Regions from separate parts of the Mus musculus genome. Here region 2 is linked to region 1. A link is a loop called in an ENCODE intact Hi-C map of the cell type or tissue named here. Cell type or tissue: left cerebral cortex. All regions are shown on one strand.

What was found. Hi-C counts contacts between places; a loop is a spot of excess contacts. Peaks named below come from ENCODE experiments on the same cell type or tissue, not always from the same donor. Only the 100,000 strongest peaks of a DNase experiment are listed, where the experiment ranks them.
Region 2: it touches region 1 in a loop (7-fold over the local background); 9 of 42 quality-filtered maps call a loop at or near these places.

Annotation. Positions count from the first base shown.
Region 1 is chr2:25,182,982-25,190,981 of GRCm38, reverse strand. Nrarp (Notch-regulated ankyrin repeat protein) reads right to left here. Exons shown (of 1, transcript NM_025980.2): 1 at 7,643-8,000. It overlaps Gm52547 (a long non-coding RNA gene), which reads left to right and starts at 3,916. Exons shown (of 2, transcript XR_003953999.1): 1 at 3,916-5,186; 2 at 5,793-6,608. In left cerebral cortex, CTCF peaks have their summits at 3,353 (motif pointing right) and 4,450 (motif pointing right); DNase peaks (open chromatin) are centred at 5,144 and 7,452; H3K4me3 peaks cover 1,347 bases; H3K27ac peaks cover 1,393 bases.
Region 2 is chr2:25,094,600-25,102,599 of GRCm38, reverse strand. It overlaps Noxa1 (NADPH oxidase activator 1), which reads left to right and starts at 7,395. Exons shown (of 12, transcript NM_172204.4): 1 at 7,395-7,852. The coding sequence starts at 7,676. In left cerebral cortex, a CTCF peak has its summit at 3,433 (motif pointing left); DNase peaks (open chromatin) are centred at 2,710, 3,422 and 4,116; H3K27ac peaks cover 737 bases.

The DNA.
Region 1 (8,000 bases):
GCAGCAGGCAGGGATCTGGCTGCCACCCATTCACCTCAAACCTGTCCCTTGCCTCGGCAGGTCTGATCCATCATGGGACTTGACTCCAAACCACAGAGAGCTTGGTTTTGTGGTGGTGTCCCTGGCAGCTCTCTAAGAACTTTATCTACCACCTGCTCTCCAACTTGGAGATTCTCTTTGTAGCCTCTTTTATCCCCATTGTAGCCTTTCTATAACCTCTATTTGTACGTAGATATAATTACCATGTGATGTATAATGTCTGGTCTGGGATTAATATGTGTCTTAGTCGGGGTTTCTTTTCCTGCACAAACATTATGACCAAGAAGTAAGTTGGGGAAGAAAGGGTTTATTCACCTTACACTTCCACATTGCTGTTCATCACCAAAGGAAGTCAGGACTGGAACTCAAGCAGGTCAGGAAGCAGGAGCTGATGCAGAGGCCATGGAGGGATGTTACTTACAGGCTTGCTTCCCCTGGCTTGTTCAGCTTGCTTTCTTAAGGAACCCAGGATAGCAGGGTGGTGGTGGCGCACGCCTTTAATCCCAGCACTTGGGAGGCAGAGATAGGAGGATTTCTGAGTTCGAGGCCTGCCTGGTCTACAAAGTGAGTTCCAGGCCAGCCAGGACTATACGGAGAAACCCTGTCCTGAAACAAAACAAAACAAAAAGAAAAAAGGAAAAAAAAAACACCAAAAAAACAAAACAAAACAGGACTACCAGCCCAGGGATGGCACCACCCAAAATGGGCACTCCCAACCTTTGATCACTAATTGAGAAAATGCCTTACAGCTGGATCTCACTGAGGCATTTCCCCAAGGGAGGCTCCTTTCTCTGTGATAACTCCAGCTGTGTCAAGTTGACACACAACACCAGCCTGTACAATATGGTATTGGCATTGGAACAGAAAATGTGTTTTGTTAGTAGTCAGCTATCAAGGGAAATCAGGACAACTTGGAGAATTTCAGCCACCACAGCTAACCTAGTTCATGAGTTTATGTAATAAAGTCTTAACAGTGTAGAAGAGCACAAATGTGGCCATCCATGCTTCTGATATAATGTGCTCATGGCCACAGAATAGCTATATAGCTAGACAGAAGGGACAAAGGTGGAGGCGGCAAGATTTTGATGAAGAGCATCAAAAGAAGACTGTTTCTTTCTCGCAAAAATTACTATTTTTGTGAAATAATTTTAAAGGTTTGTTATTATTATTATTATTATAAAGCTTTATTTATTTTATGTGTGTGGGTGTCTTGCCTGGTTATATGGCCGTGCGCTACAGGCATGCTTGGTGCATGGGGTGCCAGAAGAAGAATTCTGATTCTTAGGGACTATAGTTACATTCGGTTGGGAGTCTCCATGTAGGTGCTAGGAATTGCACTCAGGTCCTTGATGAGAGAAGCCAGTGTTCCTAACCACTGAACCATCTCTCCAACCCAGATTTTATTTTATTTTTTTAATTTTTTAAAATTTATTTTATTTTTATTATATGTAAGTACACTGTAGCTGTCTTCCAACAGTCCAGAAGAGGGCGTCAGATCTCATTAAGGATGGTTGTGAGCCACCATGTGGTTGCTGGGATTTGAACTCAGGACCTTCGGAAGAGCAGTTGGGTATCTTACCCACTGAGCCATCTCTCCAGCCCCAGATTTTATTTTTAAAGAATTATATATTTATTTTATGTATATGAGTACACTTGTTGTCTTCAGACACACAGGGCACCAGATCCTATTACCGATGGTTGTGAGCCACCATGTGATTGTTGGGAATTGAACTCAAGACCTCTGGAAAAGCAGTCAGTGCACTTAACTGCTGAGCCATCTCTCCAACCCCCATTTAAAAAAATTTTATTTTAATTATGCTTATGTTAGTGTTGGTGTCCCCAGGGGCCAGAAGAGGATCCCTTGGAGCTAGACTGTGGGTGGCAGACATGGGTGCTGGGAATTGAACCAAGGCCCTTTGCAAGAGCTCTTAGCCACTGAGTCATCCCTCCAGCTCTGTAACATTTTTTCATTCTTTTTTTAACTTTCAAAAATGCTGTTTCAAGGTGGGTATAGTGGCCCGCAGCTTTAATTCCAGCACTCAGGAGGCAGAGGCACGGGAATCTCTGTGAGTTTGAGGCAGCTTGCAGTCTATATAGTAAGTTCTAGGACAGCCAAAGATATATAGTAAAACTCACAATAAATAAATAAATAAATAAATAAATAAATAAATAAATAAAATAAGCAAAAGACATACTATTGTCTTTTCCCATAGTGAACCCATCAACCACCCAGACAGAAACCTGTTCTAGGGACTTTAAGAAATAAAATAAGTTTGGTGGTGGTAGCACATGTCTTTGATCCCAGCACTCAGGAGGCAGAGGCAGGAGGATCTCTGAGTTTGAGGTCAGACTGGTCTATAGACTAAGTTTCAGGATAGCCAGGGCTACACAGAGAAACCCTGTCTAGAAAAAAAAAAAAAACAAAAACAAATGCTCCACACATGCCTAGTCCCCAAAGCTCTTAGTTTTTATTAGTTTTTTAAAAAAGTTTTTAGTTGTTTATTGTTGTTGTTGTTATTGAATTTTCAAGACAGGGTTTCTCTGTGTAGCCAGGCTGGCCTCAAACTCAGAGATTAACCTGCCTCTGCCTCCCTAGTTCTTGGATTAAAGGTGTATGCTACAACCACCAATCTTAATATTAAATTATTTTTTGGGGGGTGTGCAGGTTTGAGGCAGGGTCTCTCTGTATAGCCTTGGCTGTCCTGGAACTCACTCTAGATCAGGCTGGCCTTGAATCAGAACTTCTTGCCTCTGCCTCCCAAGTTCTGGGACTAAAGGCGTTTCACCACACCTGGTTCAAAAAGTTATTTTTAATTTTAATTTATTTTCTCCAGACTGGGTCTCACTATGTAGCTCTGGCTGGCCTCCGACTCACAGGTTCTGAGTGCTGAGACTGTAGGCATGCGACAGCTACCAAGCCTAGCTGTGTACATGATGCGCATGCGTGAGTGTGTGCCACAGCCAGTGTGTGGAGGTCACAGGACACCTGTGGAGCTGCTGGTCTCCTCTCCTTTTACTCTGGTCGGCAGGCTTGGGTAGCCAAGTGCCATCTGGGCCATCTCAGCAGCCTTCAAAGGTAGGTTTTGATAGATGTATATCTTAACTACTTTTATATTGCTATGCCAAAGCAAATGAAAAGAAACCATTTTTTTTAAAGATGTTTTATGTATATGAGTACACTGTAGCTGTACAGATAGTTGTGAACCTTCATGTGGTTGCTGGGAATTGAATTTAGGACCTCTGCTCACTCTGGTCAGCCCCACCCTCTCCTTCCATCCCTGCTTGCTCCAGCCCAATAAGTACATTGTAGCTGTCTTCAGACACTCCAGAAGAGGGCATCAGATCTCATTAAGGATGGTTGTGAGCCACCATGTAGTTGCTGGGATTTGAACCTTCGGAAGAGCAGTCAGTGCTCTTACCTGATGAGCCATCTCACCAGCCCAAAAGAAACCACTTAATTGCCAGGCAGTGGTGGTGCACCCCTTTAATCCCAGCAGGAGACTGGGAGGTAGAAGCTGAAGGAGCTCTACATTTGAGGCCTAGACTCAAGCTCCAGGTCCGCTGGGGCTACAGAACAGGGAGGAGGGCGACAGGAAGAAAGGAAGGAGGGAGGGAGGGAATTCATTGAATTGGCTATGGTTTCATATGCTTATCATTCATAAGGTTGCAGAAGGAGAGGCAGCTTACTAGTGCCAGCCACCACTGGCCCACAGGGCCTTGCCCACATGACTCCCACCAGAGGCTCCAGGCTCTACACTCAGAGGCACCCTCGAATCTATCCTAACGATCATTTGGAATGTGTCCTATATCCGGCAGCCATTAGAAGTGTGGCCCTTGGGTGCAGGGCTACAACTGTAGGAGTTCTGCTAACCATCTTTAAAGTCTTGGGCCTTGGGATATCCTTTTTCCATTTGGTGAAGACATAGGGACCGCAGGAGTGGTCCAGGGGTCCCAGTTGGGTAGTCTTCCCACCTAATGCTTTTCCTTCTGATCTGTTGCTTTCCTGTCCATCCCACAAATGATCAATCTTTCAATTTCAGCAACACTGCCAAGGCCCTCTGTGCATTCCTCCCTGGTCTTTCCCTTCCTCTTTTTCTCCATCCATCCTGCTCGTCATACACTAACACCATATTCCATTGCTTTAGCCTAGGCTGTGTAGTCAGAGTTGGCCTATCTGGTTCGGAGAAGTCTCCTTCTGTTCCATACCCACCTTGTCGGGTTACCACCCCTGGGGCAGACCCAGATGGTCATGCCTTTCTGACCTGTGCATGTCAGCTCTTGCCCCTTCATGATCTAAGCACTTCACCCAACCTTCGATGTATATAGGGAGGTTGGAGTCCTGGGTAACCAGGTGTCCACCTCGGCCATACACCTAGTGTTCTTGGCGGGGACCACAGTGCAGGCGAGGACCACAGGGAGGCAGCATAAGCTCGCAGGCCAGCCGCAGCCGCCCCCTCCCCAGCTTCCACTCCTTTCCCCCTAACTTGCTTTAAGCTCCACAGGAAGAACCGAGGTCATCAGGTCCAGGCTGGGCAAGGCTCGTCCGGTACCCAGAGAGCCAGTTTTGCCCCGTCCCCACGCCCTGTCCCTGTCCCTCCTTGCCGAAGGGGAACCCTGCCTGCTCGCGGGGAGGTGACCGGAGATCTCTGCTCCTGTTTGGTCAGGACCAGACTCTGCTTGGGTCTCATCCAACCTCCTTGTCTTGGGGATGGCGGCAGTGTCACTCGCAGCCCTGCACACGAGTACCGAGAGTACCCGAGCCACTAAGAGAAGCGTCTGGGGGGAGGGGGGAGGGCACAGGCAGGTCCTAAGTAGCTACGGGTCCCAGGCCGTGACCTCGAGCAGACGACAGCTGGTCTCTGCCCTCATACCGAGCCGGGCAGTGGGTGCTCGGGCAGCCGGTGCGCCGGAGGGCGCCGCTCCCGGCCGCCTCGCCTGGCGGGCTCGCAGGAACTGCCCCGCTGGCTTTGAATGTAAAGATTCTGCCTTTGTGAGTGCTTGCCCGCCCCACCCGCCGCCGTCCTCATTAGCATAGCAGCTGCTCGCCGAGCGAGGACCGGCTCAGGAGAGGGCAGAGGCCTCCGGAATGAATGGGCCGCGGCTTTGGTGCGGGCGAAAGAAGAAAGACCGACAGACGGACGCGCAGGGTACTGTCGGAAGGACATCCAACCAGAAGAATGCGCCGCACGGGGGCGGGGCTGAGCGGTGGGGGAGGGCGGCCTCCAGAGACCCTAGAGCCCCAGGAAGGTCTTGCCAAGGCCTCAGAAGGAGCAGTTGCTGAGGTTCCCAGACCTTCGACGGCCCCTCCTATGGTCTGAGCCCTTATACGGAGGGCTTGGACTTTGTTGCTTAGCAGTCCTAAGCACAAGGCCTCCTTTCCCGTCCTTCAAGGCCCATGGATGTCGCCTCTTTCCTTCAGGCCTCGTGGGAGTACCAAGACACAGCTGGCTTTCCCAGGTCAAAGGGTTGCTATTCCTTCATCTGTAGTGCACGCCCCTGACCATTCTTGTGATGAGCTTTGGAGACAGACTGCCCCATAGTCACTTCTCTTTTCCCTTTCTGTCCTGCTCTGTGTCCTGGCTCTCCCCCGTTGGCTCTTCCCAGTCCACTCTTACGATTGGACAATATTTCTGCATTTCTGGCAGTAAATGTTTTCTGTGTAATGGGTTTGATCAGAGATGGATAGGAGCCAAGCACTGAGAACAGGGGGCAGGCCTTGACCCTTGCGTTCTCTGTGTCCCTTCTGTCTTCAGGGCTTCCCAGTGCTGCTTCTGGTGCCCAGTCCTTGTCCAGGTCCTCTCAGTGCCTCTTGGCTTGTGCAACAGGCACATCTGCAGCTCTGGAAGGCCAGGACAGAGAGGGGACCTGGATCATCTATAACTTCTTTTCACCGGCCCTAACCTGGACCAGTTTGGGAAGAGGATGGAAATTTACCAGAGACTCATCAAGTCCATACCACTCCTGCTCCACTGCAGCAGGTACTTTGTTGAGCTGTAAGGACCACTGGCCACTGCATTCTAGGGAAATGGGCACCAGAGATATAGCAACCTTGACCTGGTCACATCTAGGGAGCAGAGACTTCTGTCTGTTCCCACTGCACAAGTGTGCTCTGTCATGGGAGCCATGCCATAGAAGTAGAGCACTCTTCCTGGAAAACTTGGGTCCTGAACACGCTGCCCACAGTACCCTTTAAGGCAAGATGGCTGGCTCTGTGCACTCGGTGGGACTGACTAACTGGCATTCGCGCCATAGTTCTGAGCCCACCAAAGGGAAGGACTATGGTGATGTAAGCGTTCAGCATGTGTCTACGTACCTGCCTCCTAGAGTACTGCATTGTGAAGAGGCTTGTGCGTTCACAACAGCCCAGACAGCATGGGTTCCTCTACAGCTCCTTCCTCAGCCATCTTTTTTTGTGTTTTTGTTTGTCTGAGACAGGGTTTCTCTGTGTAGCTCTGGCTGTCCTGGAACTCACTGTGTAGACCAGGCTGGCCTCGAACTCAGAGATCTGCCTGCCTCTGCTTCCTCAGTGCTTGGATTAAAGGTCTATGCCACCACACAGGTTTGCCATCTCTTCTTAGCTTCATTTCATTCATGGCACTGTGTGTCTGTTGGCTCCCTCCAAAGAGAACTTTGGGGAGTTGCAGGATTGTAGTTAGCAAATGTATACCTGGAAGCCCTCGAGCCTCTCTTAGGTGGGGGAATTTTAAAGGTGCTGTAAAGGCTTGATGAGCGTTCCCCTCCTCACACTCCAGGTTAGTACTGGACAGTCTAGGGAGAGGGTGGGGACTAAAAACACTCAACTGGCCACATCCTTCTAGCTGTGGGCTACAATTCCTGGTAGACACAATTCCTGGGGTGCGACTTCCTGAGGAAGGTCCCATCTCTCTGCAGAGTATCACATCATAGTCTGCTCAGAAGTTTAATAACCTTACTGTTGCTGAGGAGAAAATGTTAAAGTAGGAGCCCGAAGGGTGTGTGTGTGTGGGACTGATGGCTGCTTGGAGTTTGTATCAGGAGAACAGCCACTTATACCATGGCTCCATTGGATCTCCTCTGCTGGTTGCTGCTATTCTGGTCCCATCAGGCACCTCCTCCCCTGAATCCCATGCAGGACCCAGGAATGGGCTGTCGATGGTCCTCCAGTGCATTTTCTCAAATCACAGGCATGAGAACCCTGGATCTAATTCAGATCTGCTTTTTGGTGAATTTGGCCCTAGAAGCCCAAATCTCTAGAGGTGTTTTGCTTGTCCAGGAGCAACAGGAATGTTCCCCCAAATCTAAAGAGACCCTCATCTGTGCAGAAGTTCCTCCAGGGTTTCAACTTTCAGGCTGGGTAGGAAGCATGATGAGCTATAAGCAGATCTCTCTGGGGAGGTCTCAGCCACTCTGCCAGGAAGTAGCTGAGACACGAACTACTAAGGTGGCATCTGGGTTCCTGTGGTTGACTTGGACTTGACAGCTGAGCTAGACTGAGTTCACATTTTACCCAGCTTGGTCTTGTCAATAGATTCACAACCCAAGCAGCCATCATTCATTAGCTGAAGGTAGGACGCCATGGCCCTTAGAGGGGGACCCAGGACTTGTGCCAAAATTAAAACCAGTATTTTTTTTTAATATAAAAAGACCAATGAAAAATTTATTTATAAATTTTTCACGATGGGCTACAAGTCTATATCGTACGCTTAGGAGTGTGCCACAGACTTCATACAGATAGAAGAGACCAACCAGGACCCATCTGAAGCTTCAACATAGGCCCAGTACGTTTTAACATTAATTAACATAATTAAAAAGGCATTTGCGTGTAGAAAAACCATACAGAACTCCTTTTGAAGTAATCTGTGCTTGTCTCAGTGTCTGCCATTCTCATGACATTATCACTATTCCTCCCACACTGGTTCATAAAAGCGCAGAAGACCGAAGAATATGGCCAGGCGGCACAAAGGGCTCCACCCACCTGTGTC
Region 2 (8,000 bases), 88 kb after region 1:
CCAAACAAAATGGATCAGCTCAAACTAAATCAGGAGATCTAAAAAGAAGTAGGAAAATATGTCATGTAACCAGGGGCATAAGAGGCAAGATAGATCACAGAATAAAGCTTTGACATGAAGTAGCAAAGGCCAGAGTACAGCTGTACATGTGTTTAAAGAGGAACAGAAAAAAAACATGGTCCAGAAGTCAAAGGCAAACATGGTCTCAGTGCACAAAATGGGAGTAATGGAAATTATATAAAATTATATAGAAACTAAATGGGAATTCTCAAAAAAAATATTTCAGGGCCCAGGGAGGTAGCTTAGTGCTGTACAAGGAGAACCGGAGGTTAGGTTCCCAGAATTCATGCAAAAGCTCCGTGTGACTTCATGCATCTGTGCCCCTGGGCTAAAGGGGCCAAGACAGGCAGAACCAGAACCAGCTAGCCAACTGTCTAGCCAATCAGTGGCTCCAGGCTCAGTGAGAGACCCTGTCTTAAACAATAATCTGGAGGGCCAGGGAGATGGCCCAGCTTACAAGTAAGGACTCTCACTGACAAATCTGACCTTATGAGCTTGGTCCCCAAGACCCATATGGTGGGCAGAGAGAACTGACTGGGCATGGCACTACTTCTTATCCAGAAATCAGTGACCTAAAATCTCATGTCCAGTTGAGATGTGGGAGGGCCAGCCTGGACTGGATAGTCATCCCCGTGACCAGAACAGATGGAGAAAACCTGTGGCACAGAAGCAGCTAAGAGCCAGACTCCAGGATGCATCAATACAAGTTGTTCTCCCGCTCCTCTCCCTCCCTCTCCCTGTACCCTCTCCCTTTCCCCCTCTCTCCCACTCCCCCTCTCCCTCCCTTTTCCTCTCTCCCTCCCTTTTCCTCTCTCCCTCTCCACCTTTCTCCCTCTCCCTCTCCCCCCCACAATAAGAGAGAGAGAGAGAGAACACTCAAGGAAAGACACCTAAAGTTGATTATTGGCCTTCAAATGCACACACAAACATGTACACATACACCTCTATGCACCCATGTGCACACATACACAAACATACACACATCCACCCCTACACATACACACACACACCACAAACTCCCACAATTTTTAAAAAAATGTGTTAAAGTTCAGCACTAGCTTAACATAAAGTTGGAGATGGCCGGAGTCGTGAATCTGGGCATAGATAAACAGACATAAGATCTAAGGGAGAGTGCAGAAAGATGGACGCTGTGTCCTTAAGATCAGTCTGCACACCTCTCGCCTTTGGTACTCTGATAGCACCACATCTCTCCTAACACAGTAATACAGCTGCACACCTCTGCCCTATTCCAGCCTGGACAGCCACAGCCTTAGTCTGCTATCCCCAGCTGGCACCCAAATTCACTCCTTACTTCCTTCACTGGCATCAAGCATCCCCTGGCTGTCAGGTCCTGGTCTTTGTTATCTCTTGGTTCGAAAGTACAGCAAATGAGAAACACTCTCGAGCATCTTACCTGCTTATGCCAAGCTTTCCCTTGCTTTGGCTAGAAGCCCCAGGTTAGAAGTCATTCCATCTACAGGCAGCACCAAGGACTCCATTGTGGGGTCATGGCCAGGCCCACTGTCACATGGAAGCATGAATCTCTTGTCACGATTAGCCCTGACCACTCTACCTGCACTATAGTTCAGCAGAGCTGACCTCTAGATGTTCAGCACCCCCCGGTGGAAGGCACATTCCCCCCAGCTTTCTCTCTGGTAATGGTCATTGAGTACACCTCTCCAAGATCCTGCTACTAACAACCAGTTGGCCAGGTCTTGAATTCATATCAACCCCCTCTGCAACTTGTAAGACCTCCAGACACAGTGTGAATGTGCTCACAAGCAAAGCTGACCAAGATCTCTGAGCATCCAGAGCTGCTGGAGAAACCTATGAGCCAGGTCTTCCCCATATCCAGTGAGGAGTGGCCAGGGAAACCGTCCATTGCCCAGCAAACATGGTTTCCAGACTCCTGACAGTATACTGTTTATGTCTTGTGATGGAAGGAATAGAAGCCTCAACAAGAAGAAGGTTATTATGGACACAGCTCCCTCTACATAAAATAGTATGTGCTTGACTCCTTGCTATTGGTTGTCCCTAGACCATTCCCAAAAGGAGTTTTCTTTGACCCGCTATGAAGCAGCTACAACTCCTGGCAGCAAATGATAAATTTAACCCAGCAAGGTGGCTTTTTCCTATGCCAGCAGCCGTGGGGCTCTGTAACTTGTCTTCCACCTATCAGAGTCCTGGGTTCCCTCAATGGGATCTGTTGCTCACAGACAAATCTCCATGCCCATATGTGGATGCTAGGCAGAAGTATCAAGCAAGTTTGGCATTAGAGCACACACACCTATGGTTCCAGTTCTCAAAAGGCCAAGGTAGGAGGAATTTGAGATTAGCCTCCATCACGTTTCCTGAAAAAAAAAAAACCTCTTGCAAAAAATAAAATGAAAAGCCTGGGACCAAGTCATCAGGAACAGAGCACCAAGTGGGCTGTGAAGATGACCTAGAGGAAGATACGCTGATATTCTTCTTACTCAGCTTCCCAGCAGTCTCCATTGACCATTCCCAAGCTGCATGCTCCATTCTGGCATCAAAGCCACTGCCTAAGATGTTTGATGAATATTCAAGTTTGATGAATATTAATGAACAAACAAGTGAAGAAACAAATGAACTAATCCAGGCAGCAAGGAGGTAACCAGGGTGACAGCTCACGCCCACAGACACTTCCTGCTGCTTCCCTGCACTGATACACTCTCCTCAGCTCCCATCCCCTCACCTCTGCACAAGGAAGACCATTCCACAGACACAGCAGAGGGAGTTCAGTGACTTCCCTAGCTAATGTGCTCAGGGACGCTGATATGTCCTTGTACAGCCAGACACACTAGTGTGTGTTCCTGTAAGTCAGATACCCTGGTGTGTGTCCCTGTACAGCCAGTCTGTACCTATGAATGGAAAGAAGACAGAGATAGGAGTCCCCAAAAGCTTGTGGGCCAGATAGCCTGGCGTATGCGGTAGCAAGCCAGGTGACAGAAGATGGTTAACAGGTGTCCTCTGACCTCCACATGGGGCCTCTATACTTACACATGAATGTGCACATTGAAAACTCGTATGCACACACAAGATTTTAAAAAACCCAGCAGAGAGCTACAGACTTTTCTTGCAATCGGGTAGTAGCAGGGCTAGGTAAAGGGGAACCTAATCAGGTATGGTTAGATTTCCAGAGATGGCCAAGGCCATCCTGAACTTCCCTCGGGATGCCCTCAGTGATCATGTTGGACATATGGGAAGTGGGATGTAGCCTCTGGTCTCTCAAGGGCTGGAGGATTCAAAAGTTACCGTAGAAAACTCACTGCTAGTCGTACAGCCCCAAAGAAGTAGCACACAGGCTTTCTATGCTAAGGCCACAGATAGCCACTAGAAACTGGTCTCTGGGCCCCTCTGCTGGCCAAGTCCAGTCTCTTCCCAGTCACTCTCCATCAGCAGGACAGCACTGTTCTTAGATCAGCTGGCTGAAAGTTACTGTGCCTCCACCCCACCCCACCCCCGAGCACCTTCCTGCTTGCACACCCAGGAACTCTCTGCACCAGGCAGGCCCTGCCCTCAGCCGCCACTGTGATAGCATACAACAGAGCATGGGAACCACCCAGGGCCCAGTTCATCTGTTTGTCCTAACTGGAGCAGAATCTGGCCTCACTGGGTCCACTGAGAACAGTGCCCATCCCAGTCTCTCTGCTGCTTCTCTTTCTCGCTTCCAGCCCACCTTGGGCTGGCTCTGTCTGGAAGAAGCATCAGGCTCCAGGGAACACTGGTAGGTCAAGGTGTGTCCCTCCTGTCCTCTTTCTGGGTCTGGCATGGGGAATGACCGTGGGGTGAGGGATGGGAGACTCCTGGCTCAGTCTAGAGCACTGGCTTTGAGTGGGTTCCCAGTTCCCTCTGTATTCTGACTTGCTGGTTCCGACTTGGATCTGGTCCCGTGTAGGTTCCAAGGTAGGTCTCCAGGTCCTTCAGGCCCTAGCTGAGGGTTACACGTGACTCTGGACTTGCCATATAGCCTGGGAGACAAGGGGAGGGAAGAGATGCACAGTGGGGCAGAGCTGGTACCTGGAGCCTACTAGGAACAGAACACAGCAGCCCTCAGATGCCAGAGACACCAAGGCAGCCAGGACAAAGGAGGGATTGAGAAGGCTGGCTGGCATAACTGGGCCTCTGCAGCCAGGCTGGCTCAGGCCTCCTCTGTAAACACCACTACTTACTCACAACTCCTCACCCTGAGTCTGCACACATCTCAGAAATGTCCCACAGTTTATCAGCGTAACTCATATACAATAAAGCTTGCCTTCTGCACAGTTCAACTAAAGGACATCTCATTATCTGCCAGAGATCACCCCACACTTCCTCCTCTCCTCTATGAATTTGCTTGTTCTGGATATTTTCCACAAACAGGATCATAGAATATCTGTGTTTTTACAAGTGGCATGTCTCCTCAAAGTATACCCAAGCTATATCAGAGCCTCATGCCTTTTTATAACCGAATGAAAAATAATTGCCTGGATGGAGCATGAATGTATCAGTAATCAGACATCTGGTTTGGTCTCCCCACCTCCTTTTGCTATTATAAATAGTGTCACTTGGAACACTTGTATGTATGTTTTGTTTGCTTCCTTTTACATTTTTATTTATTTATTTATTTAAGACAGTGCCTTGCTATCTAGTTGAGGCAAGCCAGTCGACTCACTATCCTGCATCAACCAGTGCCAACAATATACCCAGCTACTCTGCCAGCTTTGTGTGGATACATTTCTATTTATCTGAGGAACCACTAGACTATCTTTCACTACGATGGTGGTATCATCTTGGGCTTCCATTTGCAGTACACAGATCTTACTTTCCGACAGCTTCACCCACACTTGTCTGGCCCTCTGTGGAAAGTCTGGCCCACACCTGTGCTCCCGGGACAGCATTGGCTCATGTACACAAAGGAGAATCCTCGGGTACCCTTCCATTGCTCACCCCACCTCCCCTCTAGATCCTGCAAGGCCAGAGGAGGAGAGGGTAAATGACCCCATGTCCAATTCACTTTCTTGAGTGACCTCTCTTAAAAGGAAATTGAGGCTTGGCCCTCAGACATGACCTTTTCAAGCTGGTATAGAAGTTCCCTTGGACCCTTCAGCAAACATGGAGATAAGAGCCTGTATAGCATCTAACTTCTATAATCCACCTTCCTTTAAGAATCATCAGTGAATTTGAAATCATTCCCAGAGGATGTCCTGCCACTCAGATGCCAGTCAAACAAGGGCTATGGACCTACATGGAGCCAAAAGCATGTGTCTGTCCAACTGGCGTACCTCTGGACCGCACACCAAGACTTAACAGGGTTCCTGTCTACTTAAACATAAACTACCTGGCCATTATGGTGATCCATGCAAACCAATGTATGGAGAGCACATCATATATGCTCAGGGGAAAGTCACTGTGGCTGACACTTGGGGTTCATCAGAGAACAGGAGGAATTCCTTGTAGAACTTGGGACCATGTTCTACACCATGCAACATAAGAAAATGGGCTGTCTTGGTTAGTTTTCTATAGCTGTATAGACACCTTGACTAAGGAAACTTAGAGAAGAAAAAATTGATCTGGGGCTTACAGTTCTAAGAGTGAGTCCATGTCCACCAGGGCAGGAGCATGGTGGCAGGTAGGCAGATGTGGCTCTACAGTTGTAGCCAAGAGTGTGTGTTTTGATCTACAAGCATGAAACAGGGAGCAAGAGAGCTAATTGGGAATGGTGTGGGCTTTTTGAAACCTCAAAGTCCAATCCCCAGGGACATACTCCCTCCACTGAGGAAATACCTCCGGGCCCTTCCCAAACAATTCCACCAAGTGGGAACCAAGCATTCAAATGTATGAGAATATGGGGGTCATTTTCATTCAAACCACCATATGGGCTATGGAACATTCTAGAAAGAATTCTGACCTATGGAAAAGAAAATGGGCAGATGGGGCTGGGAAGGCAGGGATAGAGTTTAGGCTGGGCTTCCAGGAAGGGGCAGTGAGTAGCAAGAGGGAGAGGAGCCAAACAAGGGAAAGTGACCAGCCTGCACGGAGACAATACAAGATCTGGGTATTGGGGCAGAATGGCTGCACTAGGACTTAAAGAAGTCAGGTTAGCAACATCCACGTACTCCAGGCAGCAGTTTAGGGAAACTCAGCCCATAGAGAAATGCCAAGGGACACAGCCCCTGGGAACTCAGGATGACAAGCACTGCTGAGCACCAACTGTTTGCTGACACTATGAGATCTCATTCAGCTCTCAGAAAAGCCTTCGTAGGACAGAATTGATTGCTGCCATTGTTACACGTATGGAGGAATGAAAAGTTAGCTGTCCTGCGTCACACAGGAAGGAGAATCAGCTGTGACTCTGAGTACAGGGGATCAACAACCAGGCAAGGAAGGGTAATGAGCCCACGATACAGCTGAGCCTAGCTACTTGGATTGGGTGTTGTGGTGTTATTTCATGTGTCAACCCTGCCAAGCCATGGTGCCCCAAATGTCAGGGAGAAAACTTCAGTAGAGATTAATGTTGGTATCAGCAGTTTGGGGAAGGCACATGACTCCCATACTGTGGATGGGCCTTATTCGAGCAAGATTATGAAGGTGGACATCAACTTCTGGGTGTCCTGCAGAGTCTACATTGGGCTGCCCCACCTGTCTATACAAGACACAATCCCTGTCCAACCGCTAGTTTTTCTGGATAGCTGTGATCCACCTGGAGAGCAGTGTAGAAGACTCAGTCCCAATGGCCACACTCGCAAGGGAGAGTAGCAGCCAGGCCAGCGCCCACTAGTGGAGAAAGCCCTCGCGGGCTGCCCCACCACCGACCGATACACCTGACTCCGAGGCCCCAATCCGGCTTCTAAGGCCTAGCCACATGGCATCCAGTCCGGCCCATCTTGTTGCTCCAGAGTCTCCAAGCCCACCCGGTCACTTCTGAAGAGGCGGGTCTGGAGGTCGAGCTCTACCAGCCTTTAGATTGTTTCTCCTTTAGGCCGCCCACTTGCCTGACCACGCTGACCTCTGAGCAAGCAGCTCTGCAATGCACCGTCCATACTGACCCCGGAACCTTGGCCCGGTCGTGCAGCACTTTCCCCGGGGTTTCCCCAAACACTCTGCAGTTTTGCATAATAGACGTCGGGGGCCCATCTAGGGCACACTGAAGTTCTGAACTTGCCAGAAAAAAGATGGTGTGGGCTTGGCTTGAGTAAGGGGCGTGCTCACACCTGCTTCCTGGCAAGAACTAGGAGGTGGAGAAGGCGTGTCCATATTGAGATAACCGTGGTTTCATTGGCGTTGAGCTAAGCCAGGGAGTGGACAGATAGGCCTGACGAATGCAGGGGTGTGGCTATGTGATCATAGACCCTCTCCTCAGTGCTAGGGACTTGTTTAAGTAGTTCTAGGCGGGGCGTGAGAGAGGGGCCTAAGCCTTGGGCCATCTACTCAGTTTCAAGGACCGACTGTCACAACTCCAGTTGTCTTGCTACCAGCTGCTTCTCATTGCTGTCCCGGTCCCCTTGGCCCTGGCCTACGGCCTCCCAGCTTCTGTGGGGCACCCTCCTCCTGTCCCACGCGCTCCAGCTAGAATCGCTAACTTCCTTCGCCTCAAAGCAGGCGTCCCCGCTCCATGAGCTCTCTAGGGGATCAGATACGGGACTGGCACCGGGGTGTGCTGGCCGTGGCACGCGAAGACTGGGACTCTGCGCTGTGCTTCTTCTCAGATGTCCGAGAGCCGCTGGCTAGGATGTACTTTAACAGGGGCTGTGTGCATCTGATGGCAGGGGATCCCGAGGCTGCGCTGCGGGTAAGCACCCCAGGACTGGATAACAGATTCCCCTCTCACATCCCTGGTGGAGGCTTTAGGGGAATGCAGATGAAGATGTGACTGCGAACATAAAACCTTATCTTCCAATGGGCATCCTGGAAAAAGACGCTCTTCCGCACCTTATAGT